2 separate regions of the Homo sapiens genome follow, and region 2 is linked to region 1. Evidence: chromatin contacts called from ENCODE Hi-C data. All regions are on one chromosome and are shown on one strand. Each heading gives the region's core, a stretch centred on a gene start or an enhancer-like site at or near the end of the contact. The rest is flanking DNA. Distances are from core to core; before and after follow the strand shown.

The links. A loop is a pair of places that touch in the nucleus more often than their neighbours do.
Region 2: a loop to region 1 is called in a map of Caco-2, with 6 times the contacts of the local background. The contact joins the enhancer-like site here to the promoter of FERMT1 in region 1. A Hi-C loop is called at or near these places in 1 of 168 maps with a recorded cell type or tissue (Caco-2).

What each region holds. Positions count from the first base shown.
Region 1 is chr20:6,121,562-6,124,321 of GRCh38, forward strand. FERMT1 (FERM domain containing kindlin 1) reads right to left here and starts at 1,469. Exons shown (of 15, transcript NM_017671.5): 1 at 1,213-1,469. RefSeq lists a silencer at 1,355-1,474.
Region 2 is chr20:6,491,346-6,494,242 of GRCh38, forward strand. The region is part of intron 3 of CASC20 (cancer susceptibility 20); the gene reads left to right. Among named protein-coding and RNA genes, the nearest start is that of CASC20, 66 kb to the left of the region's middle. Within about 2 kb of position 1,331, at least 2 of the 41 ENCODE cell types and tissues checked have a DNase peak (open chromatin) inside an H3K27ac peak, as active enhancers do.

The DNA.
Region 1 (2,760 bases), core at 219-2,718:
AGCTTCAGGTATCATTTATTACCTACTGACTGTATGATGTGCTCTGTGTTAACTCCTGTCTTCTGTTATCCCTTTTTCATCCTCTCAGCAATCTCATTTAGAAATGAGGAAACTCAGCCTCAGAGAGATGAAGCAAGTTGCCTGAGGTCACACAGCAAGTTAGATGCTGGAGCCCAGGTGGAAATCCAGGTCTGCCTTTCTATTTCAAACTCTTATTCACCACACTGGGAAACCACTTTGATAATGTTGCAATGCCAAAATGAAAGAAAACTCCTCAAACTACGTGAACTAAATTCTCAGTAGCCTTTACTAAGCATTTCTATCAACACAAATCTTGCGCAGTGAGGAGACAAAAGATGCCCCTTCATCGTCAAACTCATAACTTGGCATTGAACTGTTCGACTTTAAGATCCTTACAATTTCTTAAATGCTATAATTGTGAAGTCTAGTTATTTAAAATGTTTTGTATATAAAGAAAATAACTTTTAAAGGTGATTCCTTACTGCTTATTTCACTGGGCAATCTGATATAAGGTCTTTTCCTAACTTGGGTGATCAAAACACTACTCATTCAGGCAATAGATGCTGATTCCCCTTACAACAAAATGCAGGCTAAAATTAGCCAAGCTGGTTTTCCTGCATTCCTTTCCTATCTTTCTGTGCCTTCATTTTTGAGTGAACGTCTAGTCTGCAGCAAGCTGTTACTTGTCAAGGATAGCAGCAAACTTCAGCCGGGAAAACGCATCTAAGGAGACCAAAACAAGAAGCAAAGTTACTGGCAGAGTGCTGAAAAGCCCTTCGCAGACAGTCAAAGAAACGAAAGCATGGAGGGATGGAGAGCAGGAAGGAGGAAAGATGAGGGGGAAACAGTCCCCGACCCTTCCCCTGGAATATCTGAAGGTGCTTGGTGTTCGAAGGCCACCCGACCTGTCTTTTGCCAGCTCTGCAGGATCCTGGGGCGGATGTTGGGTGGATAAAGCATGCCCCTTACTCCCATTAAGGCAGCACCTGCGGCTGAACTGAAAGTTTATTTTGCGGCCAGATGCGTAGGGCCGGAGAAGGTGGTCACATCCAGACGAAATTATTTTCAATCAACAGCTATTTAAGTACAAGAGGCTGCAGAAAGAAAGGGGCTAAGGGGGCTCAGGAGCCACTGGTGCCCATGAAAGCCTCCCAACCTCTAGCTCCCCAGCCCTAGCTCCGGAGCACCCACCTCCTTTCCAGGAGCCCGTAGCGTCCAGCCTCGCAGTCGCGCACGTGGAGAGCTGCGTCCCTACAAACTACCCCGGGCCGAGCCGAGGAGCGGGCGCTGGCGAAGTGGGGAGCGGGGGGCGCCCAGTGGCGGCGGCTGCTCAGCTAAGGCTGCGGCAGGTGAGGGCTGGAGCCAGGGCGAGCAGGCGAAGCTGCCTCGGGACCTCCCACGGAGGCTCGGTGCCTGCCCCCAGCCTGGCGCGGCGTGCCCGGTGCACTGCACGGCCCCAGCGGCCCGGCTGAGGGCAGCGCGCAGCGTGGCAGGCGAGGGCACGCCCAGCCCCGGGCCTGCTAGGTCTCGCTCCCGCGGAGAGGAGGCGCAGTCTGCAGATTTTTAAGGGCAAAGGGTGGCCGAAGGGCTGCTCGGCGGAGAGAAGGCGGCGAGAACCCGGGGCGCACGCTCAGTATCTGCAGCTCCTCTTGCGATGTCTCATCCTGACGCTTTAAGGCCGCCTCCAGTTTCCCTGTTCCCCCAGGCCCGCCGGGGACTAGCCCAGATGATTAAAGCCGCGCCACTTCCCCTCCTTTCAGGCATACCCATCACTCACACCCCGGGGTGCGTCCAGGCCCAGGAGACTCCAGCCTCCCGCCTAGAACAGCTGCCTCCCTCAGAAAGAGCCCCGGAGCACTTGTGGTCAGGGAGGTGAAGGCAACGACAAAACGATTCGTCTCTGAGTAAGAGGGTGGTGTCAGTCTCCAGAAGGCTGAGGCTCCCGACCAGGGGAGACTCCAGGAGACCCAAGGGCAGGCTGCATGCGGAAGTCTGGGCCACACCTGGTATGGCTCACCTCAGGATCACCACCGGTCCCGCCAGTCGCCTTCCTGTTGGATTTATTTTCAAAGAGGGCTGGGGCCACCCAGGAAGGGTGGGTGACCTGGGCAGTTTACACAACCTCTCCAAGCCTCCTTTGTTCATTTAATCACATTTGTTGAGTGCTTACTGCTCTACAGGCCTCCCAATGGGCCTGGGCTCAGAGAATACAGTGGTTAATAAAACAGACATGGAAATGACAGTTTCCTCATCTGTGAAATAGGTACAGAGATAGAATGCGTGCTCTTCCACGGAGGGATTTCATGCAATATAGTACAGGCTTTAGCGATTTGCATTAAAAGGCTTGTGAACACTTAAATTTTAATAAAGAAGTTATAAAATTTAGAAGTTGAATCTGTTTTCGCTTAAACATTACCATATTCAGGAATTATTATGGGTTTGAAAGTACATTTAATTTAAAAAGGTTAGTTGAACATTGTTGGCAAATATAGGATATTATAATTGAAATAAAATCATTAAAAACTTGAAACAGAATGTCTTCACTTGGTAGCGTTTGTCAACGATGGGAAGGGTCATCTGGTCCCACTTCCCTACCTCTTAACATCATGAAACCCTGCTTATGGCCCATTAGAACTTAGACTGTGGTCAGTGCGCGCGCGCGCGCGCGCACAAACACACACACACACACACACACACACACACACACACATATATTTTTTTGAGATGGAGTCTTGTTCT
Region 2 (2,897 bases), core at 81-2,580, 370 kb after region 1:
GGTTAGAAAAATGTACTGTGTATTGTTTAACTATGCCAGGAAAGACATTCTTGCTTATCTATGAAAAGAGTTCATGTGGAAGAATATAATGAAAAGAGTTAGGCTAGGCATGGTGGCTCATGCTTGTAATCCCAGTGCTTTGGGAGGCTGAGGCTGGAGGATCGCTTGAGACCAGAAATTTGAGACCAGCATGGGCAACCTAATGAGACCCCATCACTACAAACAAATGAAAAAATATATATTAGCAAGCACTGTGGCACATGCCTGTGATCCTAGCTACTTGGGAAGATGAGGTGGGAGGATGACTTGAGCTCAGGAGTTTGGGACTGCAGTGAGGTCTGATAGCACCACTACACTCCAGCCTGGGTTAAAAGAGTAAGACACTGTCTTAAGAAAAAAAAAGAAAGAAAAGAAAAGAGAGGGGAGGGGAGGGACCTATGGAGGCTTTTCTCCCTAAATCTCATTAGTCTGAATAAAAAAGTTGGCCATATTCTCATTTCATGTGTTGTTTACTTTTATCTCCATGCAGTTTGGCTCATTTGGTATTTTAAACACAATAACAACTCTTAAAAGTAACAATAACCATCTCCTCTATATTGTCTAGAGGGCTGGATCAATGGGAGTATCAAAATAAACTGAACATTAACCAGCAAACCCTTTTTGTTTTAACCCTAGCTGTTAAGCATTTCTCCAAAGCATTAATCTAGAGAGTTTCATTGAGGATTTTGTGATGTCTCAAGGTCACCTTTTGAAGACAATAAAAATCCTCATGTAACTCTAGGACTCAAGTTGTAGCTGAAGAAAATGTCTGTGTAACTTCTGGAGAAGACTATGTTCTCCCAATTTAGATGAAAGTACAGCATGAAATACAATTTGATAAAGACTTAATGATTAAAGAGTCCAATAAATTGAGGTTTCACTGTCTATGGTTCTAAACCGAAAGCTAAACATTCAGTGTCTGGACAAAGGAGACAGTGGCTTTTATCACAGGCATATTATTCTGCCACCGAGGCTGTCCTTGCATCTGTTGGCACAACACCACAGAAAGTAAAACAGGCTCCCGGAATGGAGTTATTTCCATCCCCTCCCACATAGTATTCCCTCTGGAGCAAGCAATTTGTCTATACTCAACTTTTCCCTGTTGATTCTCTGAATCAGACAGACTTTCCCCAAACCCCTAGAGCTATTAGCCTTGTTAATCTTTGCCCTTCACAAATGAATCTTTTGTGCTGCCTGTGACTGGACTTGGATTGCTGTCTTTCCTTTCCTTTCATTCTTTTTAATTTTTTTTTCTCAAATGAACAATAAGAGCAAACAGCTCAGGATGAAGGAGGGTGGTGAGGAACGATGAACTCTGGTTGGTCAATCTTGATGACACAGTTTATGGGTTTGGAGGATTCCGTTGTCAAGGGACACAGGGCAGGGTTACCTCGTAAGGAAATAATGTGGTCATGTGATGAAGAGCTAAGGCTGAGAGAAACTGCAAGGTTTCTGCTGCTGAACAATGACAAAGTTCACTGGTGTTCTCAGGTGCAAGGGAGAGAATAGGCCCTCATTGTAAGGCAGCATCAGCCCTGCCTTTGTTTCTGTTTCCCTTACTGCGGCATTAACGCTATCTTGTCAGTTTGTAGGCAAGTTGACATGGTATATAACACTGATGGATATTGAGACAGTGCATCAGAATGGCTTGTCTTTGTTGATATGTGTCTTTGTACACTCCTAGACTAGGTCTATAAGTAACTGAAAGCTTTACCATACACAAAGTCTCATGAGGAAGCTTAACCCTTCGTCAACTAGTTCTATCTATTTGTCTTAATATCATGGTATGGTGAAACCTAATAAGGCTTGACAAATTAAACTTGGCAAGCTATGAACACTGGCCTTTTAAATATTTGTTTTTTTCCCTAATTCTAGGTGAAATTTTCTTTTCTGTTTTTTTAAAGGTGTTATTAATATACCTAGTGCACCTATTTATAGTCTATAGCTTGATGAATTTTTATAATACATGCACCCATGTAACCATCATCCAGATTAAGATATGGACCATTTCTAGCAGCTGAAAGACTCCCTGCTGCCCCTTCTCTGTCAATACCTACCCCCAAGAAACACTATTTTAATTTCTATTCCCACTGATAAATTTTGCCTGTTCTTGAAATTCACATAAATGGAATAATACAGAATTTATTCCTTTGGGTCTGGCTTCTTTCACTCAAAGTTATGTCTATGAGATCCATCCATGTTGTTCCATTCTTTTTCATGGTTGTGTAATATTTTGTCGTGTGACTATACTACAGTTTATCCATTCTACTGTTGACGAGCATCAGATTGTTTCCAGTTTGCATCCCCAGTGAAAATTTTTATACAAGTCTTTTGTGTATATATACTATCATTTCTGGTGAATATGCCCAAGACTTTCAGAAGCATATATGCTGTATGGTGGGCAGATATGTTTAGCTTTAGTAGATACTGCTTAACAGTTTGATAGTATTTTTAAAAAGTTGTTAATGTAAATTTAATCCAGATATAAGAAGTAATAGATTTAAAACGTTTAGATTACATACATTATTTGACTAGAAGTAAACACCTCATTGGGTTATTTATTTTCCAGCAATCTCAGAAATAATGGTTAGCAAAATTAGATGATGATTGAATGCCCTTCTTCATAAATAGTTGTCCACTTGATTGAAAGAATGATAACCAGAAAGGAGATAAAAGTTGTTTATGAATCAAAATCAGCAGCACATTTTTCAGCTTAGCTATCTTAATGAATTTTAAGCTGTGGGTAAAGTTATGAGATATTACTACTTCCTGAAACTGCAAGTGGAAACCCTTCTAAGGTTCAAACAACTCTACATCTTTCAAGGTAAATAAAATGAAAGCAGGGCAGATTTATTTGG